Linked DNA regions of Homo sapiens: region 2 is linked to region 1. Evidence: chromatin contacts called from ENCODE Hi-C or POLR2A ChIA-PET data. All regions are on one chromosome and are shown on one strand. The core of a region is the stretch at or near the end of the contact, and the rest is flanking DNA. Distances in the headings are between cores, read along the strand shown. Region 1 overlaps GATAD2A (GATA zinc finger domain containing 2A). Region 2 overlaps PBX4 (PBX homeobox 4).

Region 1 (7,166 bases), core at 1,825-4,324:
GCACTTTCAGATCAGCAGGGCTGCCTGATCCCCCTGCAGCCAGCCGGCTGTCTAAGGTGCCCGAGCCTCCTCAGCACTGAAGTCTCACCTCACCAGGCAGCCCTGAGAGGCTGCGGGACAGGGATTCCTCTGCCCTGCCATGCAGGAGCCATGGAGAGGGAAGTGTCACTTGCAAGAGGCAGAATCAAGTGAGACCCAGGTGTCTTCTAGCTCACTGGGTGAGGGCTCTCTCCACAGCCTGACTTGCCGGCAGTCGTTTGAAGTCCAAGGCTGGGCAAGGGTGGCCAGTGAGCTCCAGGCCTCAGCTTGCTAAAGGAGCTACTCCACAGGAGCATGCGGGCTCAGGGCTCAGCACCCTCACATGACAGGCTCAGCCAGCCTCTCCCCCATCCCCAGCCATCATAGACTTAGGAGGAGATTCCTGGCTCTGAGGACATGGGGGCTTGCCCCCTTCTCTGGGGCTGTGGTATCACCCCAGGGCTGGATACCCCCTTGCCCTTTGTTCATCTGGTCCTGGGAACACCTTGTCCCTTGTTGGGAGCTGAGGCTGTGCCACAGAGTGGGGCCATAGGTCCCTGGGTGCTGTGCCGGTGCCACACCCACCTGAAGGAGGTCGTGATGGCCCCCAGCTCAGGGTGCAGGAACCTGCTTGTCAGACAGGTGCTGACATGTCACCCTGCAAGGCAGGGGGAGGGAGGGCTCATCTTCATAGGGGGGTGGGGTGGGGTGCCGTGCAGGGAGCCAAAGGCACTTAGATGGGCTTGCTGGGCCGAGGGTGGGTGGGCCAGTCACTGGGCTGGGGGTGGCTAAGGAACACAGACCCACCAGCCAGCCCTTCTTGGGAAGCTCTGGGGGGTTTCTGCTCAGACCTGCACTCCCCCGAGTGGAACCCCGAGTTCTGCCATGACCTTCACCCCGAGGCAAGGGGACAGGGCCGGGCAGGCTTCCTGAGGCATGTTGAAGAGGGATGTTCTGCAGGCAGAACATGGCCATGCTGGGCCATGTCTGTGGGCCAGGCCCCAGGAGGGCGGGGGATGTTAACAGCTTGGTTCATGTCAGGTAGGGCCTGGTGAGCCCAAGATGAGTGTTTGCACAAGGGACAAGTGAGCTGGCAGGGCTGGTGTTGGCTCTAGCAGAGCCCTCATCCCACCCTTGCACACAGCCAGCAGCCCACCCTGCTAGGCCTGAAAGAGGTGAGGAGGAAAGGTTCTAGTGGGAAATGGTTCTGTGGCTGGAGAAGGCATTGCTGGGCCCTGCCTGTCTCCCCAAGCCAGCCTGGAGGAGGATTTCTTGTACCGAGGCCTCACGAGCTACAGGTCATGGTCATCCCTAACTTCCCTAGTGTGTGCAAGACTTGGGGGATCTTGCTGAAATACAGACTTTGATCAAGCAGGTCTGGGGCAAGGAGGACACGCTTCATTTATACAAGTTCCGGAGAAGCTGCCCTGCTGCTATGGCGGTGACAGCGGTGGTCAGACATTCACGGGGCCAGCCCCAAGCCCACCTACAGCCTTGCCCCCACCTGCCGCTCCCCTGTTGTGTCTGTCCATCCTGGTAGACTGAACCCTAAGGACAGAAATTCCTTTTATCCAGGGGTTCCTCCCCACTGCCTGCTATAGCACCTGCTTTTTAAATGAGCTCTCAGCAGATGTAAGGAATGAATGAATGAATGAATGAGGGAGAGGGGTATGTCTTTCCTGCATACCAGGCAGGCCTGTTCAGAGAACCACAAAGGTCCCAGCCTCCAAGGACAGCTCCTTCCCGGCACTGGCTGAGGGGACACTAAATATTAACCACGTACTGGCCGCTGGTTGCTGAGCAGCTGAAAGCCATAACCTTTTGCTGTGGAAGTGGGATCGTGTCTCAATTTAAGTTTATAATCCCGGCCTCTCCTCCAGGAAATTCTATGGAAGTTCCTGGCAGGTAACAGAATTTCTGTGCTTGTGAGGTCAGGGCCAGTGCCAGCGGGTCAGGGAGTGGGGGTGGTGCGTGTCAGCGAGCGGGTGAGACCATTTACGCTGATAACAGCCTGGCCTGCTTCCAGGGATTTTTGTAGGTCACATAAAATCTCTTGATCACTACGTTTTACATTAAGGCTTCTCAAGATGGGCAGGACGGGCTTATGGGATTTGTCCTGAACTATCACATCACTTCCAAATAAACTTGGTGCCCGGGACGGCTGCTGTGGAGTGAATGGCAGACGCTGTCCCTGGGCCACGATGCCATCCCTCTCAGCATGTTGGGCTAGATTTCCACTGGTTTTGTTTACTTTAGACAGTTTTTATAATTAAATATTTCCCTGAAATAATGCCTGCAATCATTTTGAGCCACATGCTCTTTTTCCTGAATTAAAGATCTCTTTTAGAAAGTACTGAGACTCTTAAAGCCTCTCTCCTTTAAAAAGTGAGCTTAACAAAGTTTTTCATTTTAGAAACTTAGAGGGGCCAGTGACCCTGCTGTGTGCGGTGTATGTAGAGGTGACTGGAGCCTGTGGTGCAGCAACAGTCCCCTGTGGGCTGGCGCCACACAGGAAGTGCCTGCAGCTCCACAGCCCTGGGGTGAGCCTGGCGCCTCCATTTTCTGACAGTACCTGAACCTTTACCTCCCTTCTCAAAATGAAGGCTGCGTGTCACAAACCGGTTGGAACTGGCCGTTGCCATGGTTTTCACGTTGGAAGGCACAGTTAAAGGGTCATGTGACCAAGGAGGGAAATGCCTTTGTCACATGACTTTTTGGTGGCCTGATTAGCATACAGGAAGTTCACTCCCTGCTGGCTGCTGGGATGCTGAGTGATCATTGATGGGTGGTGACATCATCTCTTGGATGAGTTATTGATTAGTCGCAGGCCAAGATGGGGCCAGGGAGCGCTGTGGGCAGAGCAGCCCTCTCAGGCAGCTTCAGCTGCTAGGTGGTCTGGACCCCTCGCCTACCCTCTTCCTTCAGGCAGGTTTGAATTTTATTAGACATCTCACCTCTGGAAGAAGCACACGCCCTCAATAAGATGATAAGAAGGGTTAAGTCCCTTAGAGCTTGGCTGTCATTTCATTTCAGCTCATGCTAGCCCAGGAATTGTGTCTGTAACTCTATACAAGATGCTGCCTTGGCCCCCTGCTCCCCTGTTCACTTTGGAGGCCACCTGGGTGGAGGCCAGCTGCTGCACCTCTGTGCTGAAGCCTTGGGACTGCCTGCCTCTGAGGTGCTCAGTGTGTGTACACGTCCAGGGAACCTGGAATTAGAGCCCTGAGGTCACCTTGAAAGTCGATCTTGGGCGGCATGGGGCCGGCAGCAAGGAGAGACATGCTGGCGGTTTGCTAAGACCTGAGTGAGGTGTCCTGGGTTACTTTAGAAACAAACTACCCGGTTCTGGGCTTCAGAATGTGGGCTGATAACCCCTTGCCTGGGGGATTGTATACTTCGAAATCGTACCTTTCTGTCCACGCCCAGGTCTCTGGTGAGAAGCTGCTTCATCAGGGCTAGGACCAGCGTTCAGGTACAGCCACCACGTAGCTGTGGTGGGTGGAATTAGGAGGGACCAGAGGAGAGCAAGTAAAGCGGTTCCTGAGTCCAGCATCTGGCGAGTCCAGGGTAGCATTGGTGAAGCCTTAACCTCTGGTGCTCTGTGTCTACCCTTCCCTGAGGACGCAGCTCATGGGTGTGGAGGGGACCTCAGAGGTCCCGAGGGCTGCTAGAGCAGAGTCAGGTTCTTCATCCTAGCGACTCTCCTCAACCCTGCCGGGGTCTAATTATCAACTAGACCCTGGCACAGCAAGAGCCAGGACAACTTTGAGCTGCGGCAACCAGTTAACTTTGTCCGAGTTTGTTCTCTGGGTCACAGTGCCACCTAGAGGACGTGTCTGTCCTTGGCTGGTTTTCCTGCTGACAAAAAAAATGGACTTGATTCACTTCGATGAATGTACAATGAGGCCGAGGCGGGCGGATCATCTGAGGTCAGGAGTTCAAGACCACCCTGGCCAGCATGGTGAAACCCTGTCTGTACAAAAATACAAAAAAAAAATTAGCCCGGCATGATGGTGCATGCCTGTAATCCAGCTACTCAGGAGGCTGAGGCAGGAGAATCACCTGAACCGGGGAGGTGGAGGTTGCAGTGAGCCGAGATTGCACTACGGCACTCCAGCCTGGGCGACAGAGCAAGACTCCATCTCAAAAAAGAAGAAAGAGAATACAATGAACCCAGATCATCAGGGACAGTTTGCCTTGTGCCGTCAGCAAATGGAGCTGCTTGGTTGGGGACAAAGTGCCATCTTTGGGACTTGCGTTGGGTCAGCGACACCACAGCAGGTGTTCAGCCTTGCGCCTTCAGTAGTGTCAGCTGTACACATACATCCTAGAGGATCGTTCACAGGAAAGGGAAAATCAGACTAGTGTGTTCCTGCCTGGGTCAAATGACTTGGGGTGCCTTGAGCACTTGTCTCGGAGCCTGGCCTGCAGTTAGCACAGAATGGATATTCACTGTTTCCCAGTTCTGATGAATAACAGCAGCTCATCAGCCACACTCTTAGACGTTTGTGACCATACTTTGACAAAATAACAAAAGAGGAAAGCCTGCAAGTACTTCCCCGATTGTCCCCTGGTGCTTCCCAACTGGTAGTGAGATGCCGTGGGCCGACGGTGAAAAGGGGAGGAACAGGCCTTAGGTCAAGTTCACAGGTGGAAGTGAGCTCCCCAGACCGTGGCAAATTCATTAGAAAGAAAAAGGTGTGGGGGCTGGAATCATGAGAACTGTCTCATGTTGCAGTTTTGAGCTGGGACTTACGGAGTGGGCAGCAGGGTAACAGGCAGAATGACCTTGGCATCCACGTGGGGCTGGAGGCAGCCAGCCAGAAACCAGTCCATGAGTAGATCAGGCAGGTGAAGAGTCTCTGGTCTTTGAGAGAACTTGTGTCCTAGTCAGTTTCAAAACAGACAGCCACTGCCGCCATGTGGGGCCCAAGAAGGGCCATCTAGCACCTGGTGCCACCTTGTGAGCAAGCTGGCAGCCTGTGGATACACCCCTCGGTCTTCTGGGGACAGGTTGGCTGCCAGGTGTGAGGGCTTTGGCCTGCCTGAGTGGAGAGAAGAAAATCTGGTTCACGCAGGGAGCTGGGCTCCCCTTCAAGGGGTTTCCACCATGGCCAGGGGCTGCGGGCTGGTGGCGAGGCACACACATGCCATCAGACCCAGCATGCTCAAGCCCCCACAATGGCTAACACTGAGCAGGGCCCCAGGATCCCGAGCCGAGTGTTTACCTGATCCGAGGCACACGGTAGAGGGAGCAGCCATGTTTTCCAAAGTCACCATGTCATGCTCAGGGGCATACGCACCCTCAGCCCTGGCGACATGGCGGCAGGCATGAAGTCCCTACCATCAGGGTGCCCACCTGGGCACTGGGATTGGGTGCCCTATGACGTGTGGGTAAGAAGAAGGAGGCAGCCTGGGAGCCATGGGGCAGGGCAGGGGATGTGGAGGATGCAGGGCAGACAGGGAACAGACGGGGAGGTCTCAGCTCCCTGCCATGTGTCCACAGGGGTGGGCACTGGGTCCAGCTGTCAAGGGCGCTCTGGTCACTACTGTCTCCACCCCACAGTGACATGAAGTCCGAGAGGAGACCCCCCTCACCTGACGTGATTGTGCTCTCCGACAACGAGCAGCCCTCGAGCCCGAGAGTGAATGGGCTGACCACGGTGGCCTTGAAGGAGACTAGCACCGAGGCCCTCATGGTGAGCCACGTGTTGGCGCTGCCGCCGGAGCCCCACTGTGCCCTTCCTACTCATGACACCCTCAGGTGGAGCTAGTGATGGCAGGGCCTCTGCTCCTCACCAAGGACGCTCCCTCTCAACCCTGTTCCTCTCGCCCCTGCAGAAAAGCAGTCCTGAAGAACGAGAAAGGATGATCAAGCAGCTGAAGGAAGAATTGAGGTTAGAAGAAGCAAAACTCGTGTTGTTGAAAAAGTTGCGGCAGAGTCAAATACAAAAGGAAGCCACCGCCCAGAAGGTGCGTGCCTGTCTCCCCTCCTTCCTGGGCCAGCAGGAGCGCCTGGCCTTGCCTTGATCCCCTCATCAATGTCAGCGGCCAGAAAGGTGAAAGGGCTTCCTTGAGGGAGTATAGGGCAAGGTCCCACTCCCGCATTTGTGGACTCCAGTGTGCATTTTGGATTCAGCTTACAAGATGTTAAAGTGAATTTCAGTCTAGAGTATTCTGGTTCTGAGGGTCTAAAGCTCACTTTTTTTTTTTTTTTTTTGAGATGGAATCTCACTCTGTCGCCAGGCTGGAGTGCATTGACGCAACCTTGGCTCACTGCAACCTCTGCCTCCTGGGTTCAGGTGATTCTCCCGCCTCAGCCTCCCGAGTAGCTGGGACTACAGGCGCGTGCCACCACACCCAGCTAATTTTTGTGTTTTTAGTGGAGACGGGGTTTCACCACATTGGCCAGGATGGTCTGGATCTCTTGACCTCGTGATCCGCCCACACGGGCCTCCCAAAGTGCTGGGATTACAGGCGTGAGCCACTGTGCCCGCCCTAAAGCTCACTTAGACAACAGGTGTCAAGGAAGTGGAGCACAGATGTCTGGTGCCGCTGGAAGCATGTTTCTGGGTGAAGCACTCTGTGCAGAAAGGCCGCCTGCACTGTGGGCGCAGGGGATGCCCCAGTCTCTACCATCATCCCTCCTGCTGTGTGCGTCTCAGTCCCCTCCCAGCTGCAAGTGTGCTGAGCTCCCGTGGATCTCAGCCCCAACTGTCGGGAGGGTCCTGCTTCTGTTTCTTCTTCCCTGGAGCCCGAAGCTCGCTGTTGCGCTGCTTCTAGATGCAGCTTAATGGGCAGCGAGGTTAAGTTTATTTTGTTAGGCTTTTTGAGTGCTCTGTTCTGGGAAACTCCGACCTTCCAAGTACTTTAGTCATTGCCTCAGTGACCCAGAAAGTAAGTGTGTTCTGGGCAGCAGGAGCTGAAGGAAGGACAGGACTCTCTCTGCTCTGGCTTGGGGTTTGTTTTTTGAAACCCTGCCCCCACTGCCCCCGCGCCCCCTCCCCGCCCCCCACCTTACACCTACCTAGTTAGCAAGTGGATTGGAAAGAGCCTGCTGGTTTCTTTTTTCTATTTCTTTGTCACTTGTCGAAAACTCATGGAGGGACACCAAGTCTGTCACTGGCCCTTCTCTACTGGAACATGCA
Region 2 (7,200 bases), core at 3,300-5,799, 100 kb after region 1:
AGGCCACGAAGTCAGGAGATCAGGATTATCATGGCTAACACGGTAAAACCCCATCTTTACTAAAAATACAAAAAATTAGCCAGGCGTGGTGGCATGCACCTGTAGTCCCAGCTACTCAGGAGGCTGAGGCAGGAGAATCGTTTGAACCCAGGAGGTGAAGGTTACAGTGAGCCGAGATCGCGCCACTGTACTCCAGCATGGGCGACAGAGTGAGATTCCGTCTCAAAAAAAGAAAAAGAAAAAGAAAAAGAAAAACAGCACTCACTGATGGCTTCTATCTACCATAAACAATTTTCTTTTTCTTTTTAATTTTTTTGAGACGCAGTCTCACTCTATTGCCCAGGCTGGAGTGCAGTGGCACAATCTTGGCTCACTGCAACCTCTGCCTCTCAGGTTCAAGTGATTCTCCTGCCTCACCCTCACAAGTAGCTGGGATTACAGGCACCCGCCACCCCACCCAGCTAATTTTTGTTTTTTTGTTTTGTTTTTGTTTTTTGACTACCAGAAAATAAACACGAACTTTATTAATAGCAATAGAAAGGGTTTCCAATTTCTCAGAATGAAAATAACATGACACCAGTACAAGTGTTAAAACAGTAGGCCGGGAGCAGTGGCTCACGCCTGTAATACCAGCACTTTGGAAGGCCAAGGCGGGCATATCACCTGAGGTCGGGAGTTTGAGACCAGCCTGGCCAACGTGGTGAAACCCCATCTCTACTAAAAATACAAAAATTAGCCGGGCGTGGTGGCGGACTCCTGTAATCCCAGCTACTTGGGCAGCTGAGGCAGGAGAACTGCTTGACCCCGGGAGGCAGAGGTTGTGGTGAGCCAAGATCGAGCCATTGCACTCCAGCCTGGGTGACAGAGCAAGACTCCGTCTCAAATTAAAAAAAAAAAAAAAAAAAAAGAGTAAATGCCTACATTTCTTGTTCTGATAGCTTCCCACCACACACCAAAGGTTCCTCAAGGACAGCTGCCACAGAGCTGCTGCAAGAACATGTTTTCCACTGAGCGTAGTTTCACAGTCAACTACTCAAGCAGAAGACTAAAATATTATTTCTTTTTAGAAGATCTTGGTTGAGGGAGCACATATCAATATGGAGAACAGATCTTTGCTTCTCGAATTCAAGAAAAAACATTAATTAATCTATCAGTTTTTCTCCGATACAGTGTCCCAGAGTGCTCTGTGAAGAATCCTTTTACATCCCTACTACATGCCTGGGTGAAGGGAGAGGAGGGGGTGGCAAGCTGCCAGTACACCAGCAGGCACTCCTGGTGATGCTCTGGGCTCTGCTCCCTTTCTGCTGGTAATAGTAGGCATCTTTTCTGAAAGCTGCAGCAGCTTGATGTGGGGCGGTGGGGAGGAAGGGGCCACTTACCAATCACCTCTTCTTGAAGCCGTATTTTTTGCGTTCATAGAAGAGGTCTTAGAGCTCCCCAAATAGACAATCTTCAGGCAGCCATCCCTATTCTTCTCCTGGATGGTGCACTCCTTACAATAATAGGCATCAGAGACCCCAGGGCCTCCACAGATCACACAGAGCCCCGGTAAGATCCATAGTTACATTCATCACATATGCACACCAGAGTGCAGGGACGCACATAGGAGTCACAGATAACACATTTGCCATCACATTTTTCACACAGTCATCTGATGGCAACACCAGCCTGCTTGCGGCAAAAGATCAAATCAGGATGATGTTTAGCCATAGTTCCCAACTAAGCTGGCCACCACACAATTTTTGTATTTTTAGTAGAGACAGGGTTTCACCATGTTGGCCAGGCTGGTCTCGAACTCCTGACCTCGTGATCTACCCGCCTCACCCTCCGAAAGTGCTGGCATTACAGGTGTGAGCCACCGTGTGGCCCAATTTTTTCATCTGAAGAAATGCTCTAATTTCAAACAACAACAAATGAGAGCCATGGGGGAAAGGTCTAGAAGCTTCAGGAGCTGGGCTACAGTCACCATGAGGTGTGGTGCCTCTTTGGCTGAGTCTCACACAGGGAGGTAACCAGCCTAGCAACATGCACACTAACCATGACCAACCAATTCCCAGCCTGCGAATCAAAGAGTTTTAGGTCATCCAATGCCCTGACTACTCTAAAAAGAATTTCCCAAGGAACTGATCTATCAATAAGTTCACCAGGGCTGGACAGGTTGGCTCATCCCTGTAATCCCAGCACTTTTAGAGGCTGAGAAGGGAGGATTGCTTGAGGACAAGAGTTTAAGACCAGCCTGGGCAACACAGCAAGATCCCATCTCCACAAAAAAATATCCAGGCATGGTGGTGCCCACTTGTAGTCCCAGCTACTCCAGAGGCTGAGGCAGGAGGATCACTTGAGCCCGGGAATTCAAGGGAGCAGTGAGCTATGATCACACCAGTGCCTCCAACCCGCATGACAGAGCGAGATCTTGACTCAAAAAAAGAACGTAAAAAGAGGCTGGGTGCGGTGGCTCACACCTATAGTCCCAGCACGTTGAGAGGTCGAGGCCGGCGGATCACGAGGTCAGGAGATCGAGACCATCCTGGCTAACACGATGAAACCCCATCTCTACTAAAAATACAAAAAATTAGAGGAGTGTGGTGGTGGGCGCCTGTAGTCCCAACTACTCAGGAGGCGGAGGCAGGAGAATGGCATGAACCCGAACCCAGGAGGTGGAGCTTGCAGCGAGCCGAGATTGCACCACTGCACTCCAGCCTGGGCAACTGAGCGAGACTCTGTCTAAAATAAATAAATAAATAACTAAAGACAAAGAAAAAGAAAGAAAAAAAAGTTCTGGTCAGGCACGGTGGCTCATGCCTGTAAATCCCAGCACTTTGGGAGGCCGAGGCGGGTGGATTACCTGAGGTCAGGAGTTCGAAACCAGCCTGGCCAACGCGGTGAAATCCCATCTCTACTAAAAATACAAAAATTAGTTGGGCATGGTGGCGGGCACCTGTAATCCCAGCTACTTGGGAGGCTGAGGCAGGAGACCCGCTTGAACCCGGGAAGTGGAGGTTGCAGTGAGCCGAGATCGCACGATTGCACTCCAGCCTGGGTGACAGAGCGAGACTCCATCTCAAAAGAAAAAAAGAAGCTCCCTAGTATCTACGGTGTGCCAATCCCACAACAGGGCAGAGATGAACCACAGATCTGCCTTGTGCTTTCTTGATGCTGGTCTTCCAGGAAAGGAGTCAGAGGTCAGAAGACAAACCAGAAAAGTGCAAGCACACAAGACAGTTTCCGTCAGTGGTTAAGCCCTAAGAGGCAGCAAAGAAGTGCTAATTCATAAGAATGTGTATGTGCACTAAGGCCTTAAGCTACAGGCACACTGTTTTAGATACGGCCCCTACCAAAGACCCTCAATCCTTGAGGTAAGCTTTATTGAGATATAATTCACATGCCATATAATTCATCTGCTTAAAGTGAATACTTCAGTGGTTTTTAGTTTATTTCCAAGGTTGTGCGACCACCACCACTAGCTAACATTCTCATCCTCCCTAAAGATACCCCGTCTCTATGAGCAGTCACTCTTTACGCCCCCTCCCTAGCCCCGGGACAACCACGAGTCTTCCTGTCTCTATGGATTTGCCTGATCTGGACTCTTCATATTGATGGAATCACACAGCATGTGATGTGACACTTCACATCTGGCTTCTCCTACCCAGCATCATGTTTTCAAGGTGCACCCATGTTGCAGCCTGTGCCAATACTTCATTCCTCTTTATGGCTGAATAATACTCCATTGCATGGATGGACCACGTTTTGTTTTGTTTTCTTTCTTTTTTTTTTTTTTTTGAGAGAGAGTCTTGCTCTGTCACCTAGGCTGGAGTACAGTGGCGTGATCTCCGCTCACTGCAACCTCCGCCTCCCAGGTGCAAGTGATTCTCGCGCCTCAGCCTCCCGATTAGCTGGGATTACAGGCATATGCCACCACGCCCAGCTAATTTTTATATTTTTAGTAGAGACGGGGTTTCACCATGTTGGCCAGGCTGGTCTCGAACCCCTGACCTCAAATGATCCCCCCACCTTGGCCTCCCAAAGTGCTGGAATTACAGGTGTGAGCCATGGCGCCTGGACACACATTTTGTTTTTCTAGTTATCATGGACATCAGGTTGTTTTCAGATTCCTTAATCTGTATATTTATATACAATGATCCACTTCTCTGTCCAACAGACACTTTGGCAATGATAGGATGTTCTAGACCTTTCTATTATAGGAGGCACCAGCCCTGTGTGGCTGCTGAGACTTGAAATGTGGCTGGTGTGGCTGAGGAATGCACTGGTTAATTGCATTTGGTTTTAATTAATTCAAATGTAAACAGCCCTGCGTTGAGTATCTGGAGCCACCCAGCTGATGAGACTCAGGGGCTCAATTTGTGAGTTACCCTGAGACTGAGGGGAGGAAAGGATACTCCAATCAACCTGGAGAATAAGTCCCCCAGCTGCCGGGGTCTACTCCCACAAGAACCCTAAAGAAATGTACATGGGACTCAGCCCCAGGGTACAGCTAATTAGAAAAAGGATCTCAGTTCCAGAGAGGTGACTCATAGGCCTCAGGGTGACTGCTAGGACCCAGGAAAGCCCCATGAGCACCATGACACCCCAGCTTCCTGGCTGAATTTACAGAACCCGATTCTGTAATTGCAACAGATCCGACCAGCTGACGAGGAAGGGAAAGAATGAGAATGGCTTATGCCTGCCAACTACTAGCAAGGCCAATCATTAGTCAGGAAGACAAAAAGGCATTCCCTGATGTTATGCATTATTTACATTTACTCCTCTGAATGGGGCTCTGTGCGTTCCTACAGCACAGCAAGGGTTCCTGCAGCACAACAGCCCTGGCTGAGAAACTTCTTGTTCCCCAGAGACACAGTCACAGGGTGGAGAAGGCAAAGCAGGCCCCTTCTCAAGAACGGCCCAGGATGGGATGGCCGAGTGGGTCTGCAAGGGGCCTCTGGGGCTCAGCACACCGCCTCGGAGCTGCCTACCCACTCGAGATCTGAGATCCGAAGCTTTTCACACAAGCTGTCACTCATGCTCATGTGGAGGTAAAGCCTGACACATTCCAACGTGCCAGGCTGTCCCTGCTCTGGTGCCAAACACCACTGTGTGAATTCAGGCCACGCCTCAGTCCTCACTGGGAACATCAATGTGACAAACCTTATTTTTTATTTTTATATTTTTTTAGAGGCAGAGTCTCACTTTGTCGCCCAAGCTGGGGTGCAGTGGTGTGATCTCAGCTCACTGCAAACCTCACATCCCAGGTTCAAGTGATTCTTCTGCCTCAGCCTCCCGTGTAGCTAGGATTATAGGCACCCGCCACCATGCCCAGCTAGTTTTTGTATTTTTAGTAGAGATGGGTGGGTGAGGGAGGTGGGGGGGTGGTTCACCATATTGGCCAGGCTGGTCTCGAACTCCTGACCTCAGGTGATCCGTCTGCCTCAGCCTCCCAAAGTGCTGGGATTATAGGCGTGAGCCACTGTACCTGGCCAACGTGACACATCTTAAATCCAACGCTTTCGAATTCTGCAACATACCTAGTCCCAGGGTCTCAGCAAAGGGACTGTGGCCCGTATCTGGTTCTCCCAGCTAAATTCAAAGCTCTGCAACTAATCAGGGTTTATTTTGTTCTCAGAACAGCTCCTCTAGACACCGAGGAGGACAGCTGTTTCTGGGAAGGAGGGTTTGGGAGGAAATGCATACGCTGAGGGTGTCCTTGGCCTTCAGAGACCACCGCAGGGCAGGAACACCCAGACACTGTGGTGTGGTGAAGCTGACCCCAGGAGACAAGCTTTGAGGGACCTGCCTGCATACCTCCGACAGGCCATTCCTGGGGTTCACCAGGGACTGCTGGCAGTGCATCCGGTGATGCCAGGTTTACATGGAGGACCACGTTCTTTTCAGGCTGCTGTGAGTGATAAGCCCTGTGTTCTAAGTCAGGCCCCCAGACACTGAATCTTCTGAACCTCATAAGGGGAACTGGATGAAAGGGATTTCAGTTAGTATGTATCAGTCACCAGAAACAGTTTTTCAATCAACAAAAACAGAAAGGCACCGGGACAGACCCTGAGAACATAGCGCATCCTAGACCCTGCGCTGGCCAGGAATGGTCATTGTTCAGATGACACAGGTGGGTGTGTGGGGCCCATGAGTGCCGGCCATGAGGGACAGGCCCTGGGTCCCTTTCATGAGTGAGGACAGTGTACGGGGTGGGGCGGCATGCAGCCTGGCTGTGGGTGACTGGTGTGCCCTGGGGAGGCCCCTGTCTCTTAGAGCTTCCCACTGCCCATCTGTAAAACGGGAGAAAAGGGTCTGCCCGAGGCTGTGCAGGGCTCTGGGGAACAACTCGAGGAAGCCCCGAGCTGCCTGCCCAGGCTCCATCAATACCCACCAGACTTAATCTTTGCCGTTGTTGTTGTTGTAGAGACAGGGTCTTACTGTGTTGCCCAGGTTGGTCTCATACTCTTGGGCTCAAGCGATTCCAAAGTACTGGGATTATAAGTGTGAGCCACCATGTCCTGCCCCACCAGGCTTTAAATGCTCTGTGGAAGTTTGGTCTTTACCATAAGGCCTGCTGCAGACTTCAGCCAGAGGGAAATGTGAGAACTGTGGGTTAAATCGAGAAGCACGCCAGGACCCCGGCTCATGGGATTGCCCTTCAAGAGGCGGCCCGTGGGTACCACAGGGTGCAGGATCAGGACCATGAACAGTTTCCTCTGGGCTGAGACTTGGCCATTCCTAGTCACGGGATGAGGACAGATGGAGCAGAATCGAAATCCTGTTTACTTTCCTGCCACTGGCTGGTTTGTCTCCGAGACTAGAAGGCTGAGGTGTTCCTGACATCAAGGCAGGTGGCCCACAGGTGGGACCCACAGCACTCACTGACTGCACTTCCTGATATAAAAAGATACCTGGACACTCCAGGTGACACTCAGGAACAGGCATCCCTCAGCTCCAGGCTTGTGCATTTCAGGGAGGAGCAGTTGCTGTCTCATCCCTGTCCTACTGTACCCCAAAACATACCCTGTACCCAGATGTTTGAGCCAGTCAGTGGGAAGAAAGCATTAGCTTCCAAGGAAATGCCCAGGTGGCCGGTGCTCTGAGCCCTGCAGCGGCCTTGGGACTCAGCTTGGAGGAATCAAAAGTCCTGAGTGGCCAGGCACAGTGGCGCCTGCCTGTAACCCCACACCTTGGGAGGCTGAGGCAGGAGGATCA

What was found. Hi-C counts contacts between places; a loop is a spot of excess contacts on that map. ChIA-PET counts read pairs that join two places held with the same protein, here RNA polymerase II (POLR2A). Pooled maps may share reads with other maps.
Region 2: a pooled map shows a loop between it and region 1 (3-fold over the local background). The contact joins two enhancer-like sites. A Hi-C loop is called at or near these places in 7 of 50 pooled maps. POLR2A ChIA-PET finds 5 or more read pairs at or near these places in 3 of 52 experiments (activated B cell, activated CD8-positive, alpha-beta memory T cell and activated T-cell).

What each region holds. Positions count from the first base shown.
Region 1 is chr19:19,486,722-19,493,887 of GRCh38, forward strand. It overlaps GATAD2A (GATA zinc finger domain containing 2A), which reads left to right. Exons shown (of 12, transcript NM_001384528.1): 3 at 5,585-5,717; 4 at 5,860-5,991. Among named protein-coding and RNA genes, the nearest start is that of TSSK6, 25 kb to the right of the region's middle. RefSeq lists enhancers at 1,455-2,238, 2,105-3,304, 2,239-3,022, 2,542-2,821, 3,580-3,829 and 2 more. Within about 2 kb of position 3,075, at least 40 of the 41 ENCODE cell types and tissues checked have a DNase peak (open chromatin) inside an H3K27ac peak, as active enhancers do.
Region 2 is chr19:19,586,707-19,593,906 of GRCh38, forward strand. The region is part of intron 2 of PBX4 (PBX homeobox 4); the gene reads right to left. It also overlaps the pseudogene PHF5AP1. Among named protein-coding and RNA genes, the nearest start is that of PBX4, 28 kb to the right of the region's middle. RefSeq lists enhancers at 4,427-4,586, 4,747-4,796, 5,910-6,534. Within about 2 kb of position 4,550, at least 16 of the 41 ENCODE cell types and tissues checked have a DNase peak (open chromatin) inside an H3K27ac peak, as active enhancers do.